Regions from separate parts of the Homo sapiens genome. Here region 1 is linked to region 2. Evidence: read pairs that join two places in POLR2A ChIA-PET (ENCODE). Cell type or tissue: GM12878. All regions are shown on one strand. Region 1 overlaps SPG11 (SPG11 vesicle trafficking associated, spatacsin). Region 2 overlaps EIF3J (eukaryotic translation initiation factor 3 subunit J).

Region 1 (8,000 bases), 64 kb before region 2:
GACTTTTAGGAAAATAGTAAGCATTCACACGAGGAATACTGATCTTTTTGAGGTAGTTTTCTCCATCTCAACAGTTGGTACATCTTTGAGTTCAGTACTACATTCAGCAAAATGCTTATGTGTTTTTTGGTGAATTAATTCTGTAGTATCTCTGTTAACCTTTTAAATAACTTGACTTTAGAATACAATGAAAGAAATGCTTTAAAAGGTTTGAGAGGAAGATTCTAAAGTTTTACTTGGAGTTTTCTTTGATACTTTGATTACCAAGAGAATGCTAAGCAACTTTGATTTCATAGCAAACTGTATTTCACTTTCAAGGTATATTAGATATGCTCTAAAATTTATATTTCTATAGACACACACACGCACAGAGAAAGAGAGAGCAATACATTAGTATCTGTCTGCCTAAGATTAACCCGCAGAATCATATCTGTGGCCAGTGTTAATTGCTATTGGGTCAGTAATAACAATAACAATAGAAGTAGTCTTTAATATGTGAGTGTTTACAATGTTGGCACTAAGCTAAGTACTTTATATGCATTATCTCATTTAATCTTCACAAAAACTCTATGGGGTAGTTACTCCCATGTCCATTTTATGGATGAAGAAACAGGCTTTGAGAGAGACTAAGTATGTTACTTAAGGCACACAGCTAATAAGTGGAAGAGCTGATTTAATTCTACTTAATTTTTATTCTGGAGCCCACATTTGTGCACTCATAGGCAACATTTTTATTTTACTTATTTTGTGTAGTAAAGACTAGGAATTGGCCGGGCACGGTGGCTCACATCTCTAATCCCAGCACTTTGGGAGGCCAAGGCAGGAGAATCACTTTAGCCCAAAAGTTCAAGATCAGCCTGGGCAATGTAGTGGGTCTTCTTCTTTACAAAGAAGTAAATCAGCCAGGCATAGTGGCACACACCTGTAGTCCCAGGTACCTGGGAAGCTGAGGTGGGAGGATTACTTTGAGCCTAGGAGGTCCAGGCTGCAGTGAGCCATGTTTGCGCCACTGCACTCCAGCCTGGGCAATACAGTGAGACCCGGTCTCAAAAAAAACAGACTAGGAGTTCCAAGAGAAGTTGTATTTTTGGTATGTCATATCATTAGTCTTACTTAGAAATGTTGTCTCCATAGCTACTGGCAAGAGAACAGGTTTAAGAGCTGTATTTTCAAAGTATGTATTCTGAGCCATAATTCCTCAGTTGTAACCTCTCTGTAGTTGTGTAAGCTTTTTATTTCTTTTTTACTTTGAGACAGTCTCACTCTGTCACTTAGACTGGAGTGCAGTGGCACAATCATGGTTCATTGCAGCCTCGAACTCCTAGGCTCAAGCAATTCCCCCACCTCCGCCTCCCAAGTAACTGGAACTACAGGTGCACACCACCACACTTGGCTTGTAAGAGTTTTTTAAAAGCCTCTTATTAAGTTTGAATATGCTAAAAAGTTTTTGTTGTAAAAACCAATAAAATATGAAGTATCTTAAAGTACAAGGTATCTATTAATCTGATAAAGATTTGGATAAATTTCATCATGGTAGTGAACATATGATGTCTCTAAAATCTCTATCTCTAAAATTGTTTCCAGATCATGAAGAATATGTAAAATACAACACAAGAGTGGGAGTATTTTGTGTTATATTTACTTTTTAATTCCAAGATTCTTTTTTTAAATGCTAATCATCGCCTGAGCAAAATGGTTGTAATTGTCTTATCCTGTATGTTAATCAAAGAAGGTTTTTGTTTGTTTTATATACAGACTTAGTCCTGAAAATTGTCCCTTTTTGGAAAAAAAAGAGTTACATGAAGCACACCCTTGGTTTGAATTTTTAGTTCAGTGTCGACAAGTTGCCAGTAACTTAACAGGTATGGGTATACTGTATTAAACACAGAAACTTGCTTTGGATCAGTCACTGGTCTGTTGAATGGTATTAAACTTGTGAACTCTTTTAAATAAATTATTTGGCTGTGGTCAGCTATCTGAATGTAATCTAGGCTCACACTTGAGGTAAGAAGCAGAAGGAAGGCCAAAAAGGTTAGCCATCAGCCAGCCAAGAAAAGCTAGACCTGGAGCAAAGAGCTTCTGTGGTTTTGTCCCCTTCCCCTTAGCATCGTGCTCTAGAATTTCCCTTATCCCACCAGTTTGTCACAGGCTGAATTCCTGCTCTCTGGTAGACTGACACCCTTTTTCCATGAAGAAGTGGTCTGTCTTCCAGATCCCTGTTTTGAATTTTTGTAAGGAACTCCAAATGGAGTTAAAAGAAATCCATAGTATGTGTGAGATTGTTGTGTCCTCTGCAGTGGAGCTGCTGATGTAGAGGCTTACTCTGGTTGTAATCAGACAGAAAAGGCTTCTTACCCCTGAGGACTTAGCTGGTGTTATGCCAGAAATATGGGAAAGGGGACAGGCTGAATGACCACAGACAAGGAATGTCAGTAGTCTTTCAGTTGCATGTAATGTCCAGTTTCTCTCAAAATGCAGAATTTTTTCATAATGTGGGTTTTGTTTTTTGGTTTTGCATGCTGATTATGAAGTAATATATGTTCATTGTTAAAAAAAAAAATTAGAAGCCACAGACAACTATCAAGAAGGTAATACTGGCCAGGTGTGGTGGCTCACACCTGTAATCCCAGTGCTTTGGGAGGCAAAGTGGAAGGATCACTTGAGGATAGGAGTTCAAGACCAGCCTGGGCAACATAGCAAGACCCTGTCTCTACAAAAGATTTTTAAAAATTAGCTGTGGTGGCATGCTCCTGTAGTCCCAGCAACTTGGGAGGCTGAGATGGGAGGATCACTTGAGCCCAGGGATTAGAGATTGTGTCACTGCACTCCAGCCTAGTTGACAAAGCAAGACCCTGTCTCTTTTTTAAAAAATAATTAATTAATTAAAAAGTAATACCTCCATAGGTAGATAGCCTAGGTACATAGGAAAATAACCACCCATAGGTAACCACTGATAATATTTTAATGTATTTTGTTCCAGTTATCTTCACTGTACTTTTTAAAAACTTAGTCTCTATTGTATTTCATTCACCCAACAAATATTTATTGAGCTCCTACCTTGTGACAGACTATTGTTAAGTGCTAGTAGAACAACAAGAAACATCTATGTTTTTATATACTGCTTTTTTGTGTGTAATATTATAACAGAATTTTCCCACATTCTTAAAGACAATGACCATTTTAGGCCAGGCGCAGTGGCTCATGCCTGTAATCCCAGCACTTTGAGAGGCCAAGGCGGGCAGATCACGAGGTCAGGAGATCGAGGCCATCCTGGCTAACACGGGGAAACCCCGTCTCTACTAAAAATACAAAAAAAAAATTAGCCCGGCTTGGTGGCGGGTGCCTGTAGTCCCGGCTACTTGGGAGGCTGAGGCAGGAGAATGGCATAAACTGGGGAGGTGGAGCTTGCAGTGAGCCAAGATAGCTCCACTCCAGCCTGGGTGAGAGAGTGAGACTCCATCTCAAAAAAAAAAAAAAAAAAAGACAGTGACCATTTTAAATGTTTACATAATATTTCATTGTATGGATATACCATTATTTAATTTTCTGTTCTCTCATTTTCCGACAATGAGGGCATTTTCCATTTTTTTCTATTATAAATAATAGTCTTGAATATATTTCAATATAAAACTGTCCTTATTTCAGATTATTTTCTTAGCACAGATAGGTTTTGGGATATAAAACTATTGGGTCAAAGGTTACACATGTTTAAGGTTCTTGCTGTAGGACCGGATTGCTTTCCAAGGGAGTTGTACAATTTTATTTTAAGTCCTAGTCTCTACTCACTGTGACCAGCTCTAATGCTTGATGATGAGTTTTTTTAAATTACTGCTAATTGGATAGGTAGTATATGGCATCTAATTAATTTGCATTTCTTTGTTGCTAGTGAATTATATAGTTTTATGTGTCAGGCATTTATATTTCCTCCTTCATAAATTGGTTATTTCTTTTGCCCATTTATCTGTTAGAGTCAGTATTTTTGGCATTGATTTGGATGAGCTCTTTGTTGAGAACAAACTCAGCAACTCTTTAGGTTGTCATTTGTTACAATTTTTCTCTCAGTTCATTGTTACCTTTTAATTTTCTTTGAACAGAAGTTTTTATTTTTATGTAGACAAATCTTTCATTTTTTCCCTCTGTGATGTTTTCCCATTGCTTTTAAATTTAGGAAGTCCTTTTTTTTTTTTTTTTTTTTTTTTTACTGGGGATAGAGTTAAAAATTTATGTTATTGTTCTCACATTTATGTAATCCTTAATTTAGTATTTATCCCTCTTAAGGAGAAAAACACTGTCTTTTATTTTCCAGATCCCAAACTGATCTTCCAGGCTAGCCTTGCAAATGCTCAGATTTTGATTCCCACCAATCAGGCCAGTGTAAGCAGTATGCTATTGGAAGGACATACCCTCCTGGCCCTTGCTACTACAATGTATTCTCCTGGGGGTGTCAGTCAGGTATGGATAGCACTTTATGACAAAATAGGACTGATTTTTAAATTTAGCAGAATTATCTATGGATTGTCTAGATCTCAGCTGATATTAAAATATAACTATATTCAAGTATTTCATTAGATTAAAGAGCAGAGGATAAGGCTGAATTTAAAAATTTTATATCTCGGCCCGGTGCAGTGGCTCACTCCTGTAATCCCAGCACTTTGGGAGGCCGAGGCAGGCGGATCACTTGAGGTCAGGAGTTCGAGACCAGCCTGGCCAACGTGGTGAAACACCATCTGTACTAAAAAAACTTCACTGGGCGTCTTGGCGCACGCCTGTAATCCCAGCTACTGGGGAGGCTGAGGCATGAGAATCACTTGAACCTGAGAGGCGGAGGTTGCAGTGAGCTGAGATTGTACCACTGCACTCCAGCCTGGGCAACAGAGCGGGACTCCGTCTCAAAAAAAAGAAAAGAAATTTATGTCATCTTCAGTTTAAAGTGAATGAAGCCAAGTGCGGTGGCTCACATTTGTAATTCCAGCCCTTTTGAGAGGCCAGGGTGGGTGGATCACTTGAGTACAGGAGTTTGAGACCAGCCTGGGCAACATGATGAAACCTCCATCTCCACAAAAAAAAAATTTAAAAATTAGCTGGGCATGACCGAGTGCGGTGGCTCACACCTGTAATCCCAGCACTTTGGGAGGCCAAGGCGAGTGGATCACTTGAAGTCAGGAGTTCAAAACCAGCCTGGCCAACATGCTGAAACCCCGTCTCTACTAAAAATACAAAAACTAGCCGGGCATGGTAGCGTACGCCTGTAATCCCAGCTACTCAGGAGGCAGAGGCAGAAGAATTGTTTGAACCCAGGGGGCAGAGGTTGCAGTGAGCTGAGATCGCGCCAGTGTACTCCAGCCTCTGTGACAGAGCAAGACTCCGTCTCAAAAAAAAAAAAAAAAAAAAAAAAATTAGCTGGGCATGGTGGCGTGCTCCTGTAGTCCCAGCTACTTGGGTGGCTGAGACACGATTACTTGAGCCTGGGAAGTCGAGGCTGCAGTGAGCCAAGATCATACCACTGCACTCCAGCCTGGGTGATAAAGTGAGACCTTGTCTCAAAAAAAAAAAAAAGCTGGGCGGGGGCAGGGAGGGGAATGAATATGTTATATAGAGATTATTTTTTCCCTTTAGTTTGTTTTCCAATACTCCAGATTTGTTTTCAGAATACAATTAGGATCTGCTTGCTTCTGGGAGTAAGAATACTTTAGATCTGTGGCTTAGTAATTATTGTCTACTATTTGCCCTCTTAGGTCAAAGGAAACTATAATCTTCAGCTACCCATATAAACTGTATTGAGGGACCTAGTGGAAATGTGCCCATCTTTGCTTTTTAGAAGTAGAGTGGCCTGTTTAGAGGGAAATTAAGAATGTTGTTTAAAGGCCGGGTGCGGTGGCTCATGCCTGTAATCCCAGCACGTTGGGAGGGTGAGGCGGGCGGATCACGAGGTCAGGAGATGGAGACCTAACATGGTGAAACCCCGTCTCTACTAAAAATACAAAAAAAAAAAATTAGCCGGGGGTGGTGGTGGGTGCCTGTAGTCCCAGCTACTCCAGAGGCTGAGGCAGGAGAATTGCTTGAACCCGGGAGGCGGAGCTTGCAGTGAGCCGAGATCGCGCCATTGCACTCCAGCCTGGGCCCACAGAGTGAGACTCCGTCTCAAAAAAAAAAGAATGTTGTTTAATATCTAATCTTCAAAAGTTTCTTAATGGTGCTAGCTTAACTTAGTACCACCTTTTTTAGATTGTTGCAGTATACCTTAAAACACGACTATTTAATCCTCTATTTTTAATCATCTGTCAGAAATTACAGTCATAGAATAACTTTAGAGTTGGGTAAGAAGTCATCTAGTTTATCAGTTTGTAAATATTTTAAAATATATATTATTGAATTAAATATTGGCAGAGCTGTTTTTCAAACAATTTCTTTACATACAGCTTGAAAATCACTGATCTAGCTGAACTTCCTAATTTTGCAGATGGGGAAACAAAGACCCGATATTAAATATCTAGCTAAGGTCACATAGCTAGTTTGTCTTAGAACCAGAACAAGAACTGTTAACTTATGACTACTTGTCTAATGCTATATTCACTACCACATACTCTTCTCAAGCTAATCTTGTTTCACAAGGTTCTTGTGAAAAAAAGAAACTTTGAGAAGAGAAAAATGCTACTGTCCAACCTGTTATCTGTTTTTTTACTTAGGTTGTTCAGAATGAAGAAAATGAAAACTGTTTGAAGAAAGTGGATCCCCAGCTATTGAAGATGGCATTAACTCCTTACCCCAAGCTAAAAACTGCTCTCTTCCCACAGTGCACTCCTCCTAGTGTCCTGCCATCTGATATTACAATCTACCACCTTATTCAGGTACAGTATTTAGGTGGCCAATATTTAGGTCTATCAGAGTTCAGCCAGGAAAACAGAAATCACTCTAGATCTTTCAACCGGAGGGCATTTAATGTAGGGAATTACTTACACAGCATGATAGCAGAATGGGGAAACCAAATGTGATAGTGAGACAACCCAAAAATAACAAAATAGAAAGCCATCATCACCCCTAAGGCTGCAAGAACAATGCAAAAAAGTGGTGTTACCAGAACCCAGAAGCTGGAGCCATCTCTGGGAGTTAAACTAACAACCAGGCTGCCTAATGGGAACCAGGAACATAGAGTATAGAGGTAGAAACTTAGCGGAGATGCCCCAGGAAAATGAAGGGGGAGAATATCTTGGCTTCTTCCCTCTTCCCATCTTTAGTCTCCCACAGTGTCTTTGTGGCTATATGTATCTGGTAGCCGAAGGGCAAAGGAGCTTGGGAAATGTAGTATCCTGCAATACTGAGCAGAGTGGGAAGGGTGGAGGTGGGTCAGACCAAACAGTTGACCAGCATACCTGTCTGCTGTTTTCATCAAAAGCTTCTCTATTCTGCCACTTTTAACTTCTAACTATCTCTTCTCAATGAATCAGGGATGTTTGTTTAAATCAGTGCTTTTTAATCTTTTTCAGAACGTCTAAGAATGTGAGAAAGCTATAAACCTTCTACTCAGAAAAATTACACATATGCATATAATTTTGCTTACATTTCAAAGTGATTCACAGACTTCCTGAAGCCTATTCAGGGATCCTCGGTTAAGAACACCTTCCTTTGCCCATTTCTCATTTCAAAAGGCTTTTCCTTTTTTCCCTGAATACACATATTCTCATAGTATCTTCAACTCAACGTAAGGTTTATAATTCTATAAAGGAGCCGGGTGCAGTGGCTCATGCCTGTAATCCCAACACTTTGGGAGGCCAAGGTGGGCGGGTCACTGAGTTCAAGACCTAGCCAACATAGTGAAACCCCATCTCTACTAAAAATATAACAATTAGCCAGGCATGGTGGCACGTGCCTATAGTCCCAGCTACTCTGGAGGCCGAGGTAGGAGAATGGCTTGAACCTGGGAGGCGAAAGTTGCAGTAAGCTGAGATCGCACCATTGCACTCTAGCCTGGGCAACAGAGCGAGACCCCGTCTCAAAAAAAT
Region 2 (8,000 bases):
CACCGTCCTATAGGCAGGGCTTAGATCATTCAACTATAATTAATGCCAGAACCTCTACCCTTTCCTACTAACAAGCACTCATACAGAAATACAGCAAGTATCTAATCTGATTATATTTTGAGGCGATAGAGAAAAGTTGCAGGGAAAACAGAATAAAGTGGGAATGGAAGGACACTTGGTTTCTAAATACCAAAATGTTCCATTTTGTGAGCGTTCTGTCATTTGTCTTAATACAAGTCACAAATGCTCAGCAAGACATAAAAACAAAAATGGAGGCGCCCCAGTGGCTCACCTGGTTTTACTTCTGCTTCCTCTTTTTTTTCATCATCATCGTCATCCCAGTTATCCTAAAGAAAAGGACTTCCATTAATAATTCTTGCATGTTTGCTTTTCTATGTGAACTTTATTATCAACTTGACTAACTCCAGAGAAATGTTTGTTGGTATTTTTTTGTACTGCATTAAATTTATAAATTAATGTAGGGGGAATTGACATCTTATAATGCTGAGCTGCCCTAACCAAGAATAAGAACTGTCTTTCCATTTGATCAAGTACATTTTTGTACCTTTCAGAAGTGTTTTAAAGTGATTTCCCTATTAGAGGCTCTGCGCATTTCTCTTTAGATTTATTCCTAAGTATTTCATCTTGTATGTTGCTATTATAAATAGGGTGTTTTCCTATTATGTCCTCTAGGTGGCTATTATTTGTGTATAAAAACCTATCGGCAAGACCCAGTCTCTGCAAAAAAAAAAAAAATTAAAAAATTAACTGGGCAACGTGGCATGTGCCTGTAGTCTCAGCTACTTGAGAGGCTAAGGTGGGAAGATCACTTGAGCCCAGGAGGTTAAGGCTGCAGTGAGCTATGATAGTGCCACTGCACTCTATCCTAGGCAACTCACTATCATAAAAACCCTGTCTCAAAACAAATAAACAAAAATGACTATTGGCTTTTTTATATGTTAATATCCTGCTACCTTACTGAATTCATTTATCACTTAAGTTAGATTTATCGTTGCTTCTCTAGGGTTTTACAGGTATGCTACCTTATCTGCAAACAAAAGATAGCTTTACTTCTCTACCAATCCTTAGGCCCTCACAAGTGATTTACCTAATTGGGCCAGCTAAACCTCTAGTGCAATGTTGAACAGCAGCAGAAGTAATGGGCATCCTTGCTTTCTTGATGGAAATGCCTCTATTGTTTCCCCATGAATTGCTATGCATCCCAACAAATTTATGCAATAAAATTTACCAGACTTTTTTTTTTTTTTTGAGACGGAGTTTCTTGCCCAGGCTGGAGTGCAATGTCACGATCTCAGCTCACTGCAACCTCCACCTCCTAGGTTCAAGCGATTCTCCTGCCTCAGCCTCCCCAGTAACTAGGATTACAGGCATACACCACCATGCCTGGCTCATTTATTTTTAGTAGAAATGGTTTTTTTTTTTTTTTTTTTTTTTTTTGAGACGGAGTCTCGTTCTGTCGCCCAGGCTGGAATACAGGGACGATCTCAGCTCACTGCAACCTCTGCCTCCCAGGTTCAAGTGATTCTCCTGCCTCAGCCTCCCGAGTAGCTGGGATTACCAGCACATGCCACCATGCCTGGCTAATTTTGTATTTTTAGTATAGACAGGATTTCACCATGTTGGTCACACTGGTCTCGAACTCCTGATCTCATGATCCGCCCGCCTCGGCTTCCCGAAGTGCTGGAATTACAGGCGTGAGCCACCGTGCCTAGCCCCAGTCTTTTCTTTCATTGCCTCTGGATGGATTTCAAGTCAATTAGAAAGTCTTTTCTTGTTTTTTTGTTGTTTTGTTTTGTTTTGTTTTGTTTTTGAGTTGGAGTTTTGCTCTGGTTGCCCAAGCTGGAGTGCAATGGCATGATCTAGGCTCACTACAACCTCCACCTCCCGGGTTCAAGCAATTCTCCTGCCTCAGCCTCCCAAGCAGCTGGGATTAGACATGCACCACCATGCCTGGCTAACTTTGTATTTTTAGTAGAGATGGGGTTTGTCCATGTTGGTCAGGCTGATCTCGAACTCCCAACCTCAGGTGATCCGCCCACCTCAGCCTCCCGAAGTGCTGGGAGTACAGGCATGAGCCACTTCGCCCAGCCAGAAAGTCTTTTCTTACACCTAAGAATTCACCCACAATTTCTTCTAGAATGTATAGGGTTTCATTTTTTTTTTTATTTAGATCTCTGATTTGGAGTTTTTTTCTTGTGTTATGATATGCAACATGGATCTAATTTCATTTTTTTCCCAAATGGCTACCCAGTTGTCACAGCATCATTTATTAAAAACCCTTTAATAAATAATGGTTTTTTTCCCTGGGCTATGGTTTGAATGTGTCCTCCAAAGTTCATGTGATGAAATCTCCAATCCAACAGTGTTGAGAAGTAGGGTCTTTTAGAAATGATTAGAGGCAAAGCCCTCATGAATGAATTATTAATACCTTTATATTAGGAGTAGATATCTGATAAAAGGATGAGTTCTGACACCTCCTGCAATCCTTTGTGCTCTTTTGCCCTTCTGCCCCAGGATAATAGAGCAAGAAGGCCCTCGCCAGATGCCAGCACCTTGATACTGGACTTCTCAGCCTCCATAACCATAAGAAATAAATCTGTTGTTTATACAATACCCAGTCTATTGCATTCTATTGCAGCAAAAAACATTTTAAGATACCTTGTGACTTACCATATACTAAATTTTCATATGTACTTGGTCTATTTCTGGGCTTTTGATCCTATCCCACTAGTCTACTGTCTCTCCATATAACGGTACCATACTGGGTTTTTTTGGTCTTGTTTTTTGAGACGGAGTTTCACTCTTGTCGCCCAGGTTGGAGTGCAATGGCGCGATCTCAGCTTACTGCAACCTCTGCCTCCTGGGTTCAAGTGACTCTCCAGCCTCAGCCTCTGGAGTAGCTGGGATTACAGGTGTCCACCATCATGCCGGGCTAATTTTTGTATTTTTAGTAGAGACGGGGTTTCTCCATGTTGACCAGGCTGGTCTCGAACTCCTGACATCAGGTGATCCTCAGCCTCCCAAAGTGCTGGGATTGCAGGCGTGAGCCACCATGCCCAGCCGGTACTGTTTTAATTACAGAGGCTTTACTTTAATGTCAGCTAGAGCTAGTCCTTCCTTGTAGGTTTTCAGATTTTTTAGTGTTTTCTTGGCCTTTCTTGCATGTTTTGTTTTTCCATATGAACCCTCATATCAACTTATCTAACTTCATAAGAAAGCTTCTCCATTAGCAGTTAGGACAACCTAGCTGAAATCAATAGCCTCTCTGAAAGTGATTCAGTTATTAATAAATAAAAACTGAGAGAACTTTATAGTTCTTACTTCCCCCCAAATGTAAAAAGCATCCTATACTCTGGCCAATAGCTCATTTATTTCAAGTAGTATTCCATACAACATAAGCCTGGTTAATGAATTAAGTCTATATAATTCTAAAGCCCACTATTAAAAAGGAGTCAGGCCGGGTGCGTGGCTCATGCCTGTAATCCCAGCACTTTGGGAGGCTGAGGTGGGCGGATCACGAGGTCAGGAGTTTGAGACCAGCCTGGCCAACATAGTGAAACCCTGTCTCTACTAAAAATACAAAAAATTAGCTGGGCGTGGTGGCAGACACCTATAATCCCAACTACTTGGGGGCTGAGGCAGGAGAATCACTTGAACCCAGGAGTGGGAGGTTGCAGTGAGCCAAGATTGTGCCACTGCACTCCAGCCCAGGTGACAGTGCGGCGAGACTTCGTCTCAAAAAAAAAAAAAAAAAAAAAAAAGAATCAAGGCCGGCTTACGCCTGTAATCCCAACACTTTGGGAGGCCAAGGCAGGCAGATCACCTGAGGTCGGGAATGCAAGACCAGCCTGACCAACATGGAGAAACCCCGTCTCTACTAAAAATACAAAATTAGCTGGGTGTGGTGGCACATGCCTGTAATCCCAGCTACTCGGGAGGCTGAGGCAGGAAAATTGCTTGAACCCAGGAGACAGAGGCTGTGGTGAGCCGAGATCGCGCCATTGCACTCCAGCCTGGGCAACAAGAATGAAACTCCGTCTCACAAAAAAAAGTCAACAGCTAATCAAGCCTTCATGGATCCCACTCTCTAACTCAGGGCACTTTAATCCCAGCACTTTGGGAGGCCGAGGCAGGCAGATCACTTGAGACCAGGAGTTCCGAGACCAGCCTGGCCAACATGATGAAACCCCGTTTATACTAAAAAATACAAAAATTAGGTGGGCATGGTGGTGCACGCCCGTAATCCTAGCCACTCAGGATGCTGAGGAACAAGAATCATTTGAGCACAGGAGGCGAAGCTGCAGTGAGCCAGGATCGAGCCACTGCACTCCAGCCTAGGCAACAGAGACTCTGTCTCAAAAAAAAAAAAAAAAAAAAAAAAAAAAGATCTATACTCTGTTTTTTCTATGCCTAACTCAATCATTGAGCTAAATATAAACCAATTATCAAACACAATTTTCTAAAAGCTCCACAGAACTTAGAAGGCTCAAGTTTAATAGGGACAGACACAGCCCTATGATTAAAGATGGCTTTAATCATAGGTAGCCTGGCCATTGTCTCAGCAGCCACCAGGCACACTATGACATGCCATTTGAAGCTGAGTGGCAAGATGGCAAAAGCAGGGCAAGAGGCCCTGATGCTACTAAAGAAGCAAAGGCTGACTAGTATGACTAATATGCCACAATATGACACCAAGCTTCTGGTTTCATAACACGACAGATCACAAATTTGTATCAGTCTAGGAATATAAACTAACCAAGCCTTGGTTCTTAATAAAAATCTCTAAGTCCAGTAAAGAAATTAAAAATTCAACATCCTGATTAAGGCTGTCATACAGTCTGCAAGCATAATTAAAGGAACTTTGTATTAAAAAGTAAGTGTATTTTTATATTCATCTTACTTCAGCAATTTAACCCACAGCTCGCAGTTTTAACAGATTGAAAGCAAACCAGCTAGTCATTATTTGAGTAACTGTGATACTAGAGTTAGAAATTAGAGATCAAACGTTTGTATTTCGCCGTTAGTTTGCTAAGTGCTATACATCACAGTACAAAAGGAACCAAAGAGCTAAAAATAAAAGTGAATTACTAGGCATTTTTTGTTGTTTAAATCTTCACAGAACACAGGAAGGCTGGATCTGTGAGTGATAGGGGGCAGTGTTTCAGATAGGAGGACCATTTGCTTACTTCCAGAAGATGCATATTTAAAACCCTTCTGAGAAACAGGTGTAGTAACAAGGTTAATTCTCACAACAGTCCTGTAAGAAGGTAGTGTTATTCCCCCATTTTAAAGAAAAGGAAACCCAGGCCCAGACATAGCCAACCCACAATCTCAGTGAAAAACTAAGGGACCTGCTCTGAATGGACCAAAGTTCTTTAAAGTGTCATAGGTATAAAGTTACAGTTAGAAGAATAAGTTCTGGTGTTCTATTACACAGTACGGTGATTATAGCTAATAACAATGTTATATATTTCAAGATAGTTCCATAAGAAAATTTTGAATGTTAACACCACAAAGAAATGATAAATGTTTAAAGTGATGAAATGGTAATTACAATGTATACATGCATTGAAACATCACAATATACCCCATAAATATGTACATTATTTGCCAATTATAAAAACTAATTTTAAAAAAGTTTTAAATAACTAAACATTTGACTGACCTTTTTATTGAAAATAAAATGATTTACTTTTTTAAAAAGCATGTTTTAAACACTTGCTTACAAAGTTCACGGTTTAGTAGAGTTCAATTCACTGTAATAAAGCAGCTTACAACACATCTTTAGAGTAACATGCTGAGATACATCCTTTAAATGTATACATGTAAACAGCTTCATTTAAGGCTTTAAACACAATGTTAAGGAAGGTCTTTAAAAAGCATGTTTTAAACACTTGCTTACAAAATTCACAGTCTGGTAAACAATTTAATTCGCTGGAATAAAGCAATTCCAATGCAATTCCAATGCAAAATAATAAAAATAAAAATAGTATTATAGTAAATATGACTTCTTCCCTGAGTCCTGAAGTATAAAATAACTAACTGGGAACTAAGTCCCTCTCCTGGGAACTCTGGGAATCTCATAAAGAGAAGGATTATTACACATATTAAGATATGCCCAGCTAGAGGTATACTGGTTACCAAACTTCTCACCTTAAATTGCCTGTAGTGGTTCTCTACTGATCTTTTTTTTTTTTTTGAGATGGAGTCTCACTGTGTCGCCAGGCTGGAGTGCAGTGGCGCAATCTCAGCTCACTGCAACCTCCGCCTCCTAGGTTCAAGCAATTTTCCTGCCTCAGCCTCCTGAGTAGTTGGGACTACAGGTATGCACCACCATGCCTAGCTAATTTTTGTGTTTTTAGTAGAGACCGGGTTTCACCATGTTGGCCAGGATAATCTTGATCTCTTGACCTCGTGATCCACCCACCTCAGCCTCCCAAAGTGCTGGGATTACAGGCGTGCCTGGCCCCTCCCACCTTTTTTTTTTTTTTTTTTTTTAAATGGAGTTTTGCTCTTATTGCCCAGGCTGGAGTGCAATGGCACGATCTCAGCTCACCGCAACCTCTGCCTCCTGGGTTCAAGCGATTCTCCTGCCTCAGCCTCCCAAGTGGCTGGGATTACAGGCATGTGCTACCACGAACTGGCTAATTTTGTATTTTTAGTAGAGATGGGTTTCTCCATGTTGGTCAGGCTGGTCCTGAACTCCCGACCTCAGGTGATCCACCCACCTCAGCCTCCCAAAGTGTTGGGATTACAGGTGTGAGCCACCACGCCTGGCCAGTTTTCTACTAATTTAAGAAACTGGGCCAGATGAGTTGGCTCACGCCTGTAATCCCAACACTTTGGAAGGCCAAGGTGGGTGGAATACCTGAGTTCAGGAGTTCAAGACCAGCCTGGCCAACATGGCAAACCCCTGTTTCTACTAAAAATACAAAAAAAATTAGCAGGGCGTGGTGGTGTGCACCTGTGGTCCCAGCTACTCGGGAGGCTGATGCCCAAGAATCACTTTGAACCCGGGAGGCAGAGGTTGCAGTGAGCCGAGATCACGCCACTGCACTCCAGCCTGGGTGATAGAGAAGGCCTCCGTCTAAAAAAAAAAAAAAGAAAAGAAAAGAAAAGAAAAAAGAAAAAAACTGGTCTGCAAGCCTCTGGTAGTAAGAGGTCAAGAAGGAAGAAGTATGGCTGAAAATAAGGAGCTCCATCTCAATACCTCCAAGGTAAAGAAACAAACTCAACACAGGAGCATTTTTATTTAATGTTGATGCTCTTCAGTTACCCTTCCCAGAAAAACATAACCCCCACCCCACCCATATCACTGCTCCCTCAGTACATTCACACCAACTCTATGTCCACCTCTATCCCTGTCCCTAGTTTCTCCCATCAAAGCATAAACCTTACCCCAGACACACATCAATGCAGACATAATGAAGCTACCTAGACATTCCCTACTCCATCACAGAATGGATTTTAGTAGCAAAAGAAGTGATTCTGGCCAGGCGTGGTGACTCATGCCTGTAATCCCAGCACTTTGGGAGGCCAAGGCAGGCAGATCACGAGGTCAAGAGATCGAGACCATCCTGGCCAACATGGTGAAACCCCATCTCTACTAAAAATACAAAAATTAGCTGGGTGTGGTGGCGCACACCTGTAGTCCCAGCTACTTGGGAGGCTGAGGCAGGAGAATCGCTTGAACCCAGGAGGCGGAGGTTGCAGTAAGCCGAGACTGCGCCACTGCCCTCCAGCCTGGAGACAGCGAAACTCCATCTCAAAAAAAAAAAAAAAAAGTGGTTCCTATCAACATGTACCAAGAAGAGCCATGACATCTGCTCCTCAATTCATAAAAGGACCATCCAAACCTTGACTGTCACTCTCTCCCCAAAGTGCTTACAAGTCTGCCCTGAAGTTACTACCAAACTAGCACTAAGCCCCTAAAGAAAGGAGCATAGTAAGTGTCAGCAAAAAGAGACTGGTCACACTTC

The links. ChIA-PET counts read pairs that join two places held together with the same protein. Peaks named below come from ENCODE experiments on the same cell type or tissue, not always from the same donor. Only the 100,000 strongest peaks of a DNase experiment are listed, where the experiment ranks them.
Region 1: POLR2A ChIA-PET joins it to region 2 with 5 read pairs; 8 of 35 experiments call an interaction of 5 or more read pairs at or near these places.

The regions. Positions count from the first base shown.
Region 1 is chr15:44,607,292-44,615,291 of GRCh38, reverse strand. SPG11 (SPG11 vesicle trafficking associated, spatacsin) reads left to right here. Exons shown (of 40, transcript NM_025137.4): 17 at 1,756-1,862; 18 at 4,307-4,452; 19 at 6,687-6,848. Among named protein-coding and RNA genes, the nearest start is that of SPG11, 52 kb to the left of the region's middle. In GM12878, no CTCF peak of the experiment used is centred here; no DNase peak of the experiment used is centred here.
Region 2 is chr15:44,543,223-44,551,222 of GRCh38, reverse strand. It overlaps EIF3J (eukaryotic translation initiation factor 3 subunit J), which reads right to left. Exons shown (of 8, transcript NM_003758.4): 3 at 293-347. Among named protein-coding and RNA genes, the nearest start is that of EIF3J, 10 kb to the right of the region's middle. In GM12878, a CTCF peak has its summit at 5,158; a DNase peak (open chromatin) is centred at 4,654; H3K4me3 peaks cover 1,703 bases; H3K27ac peaks cover 1,382 bases.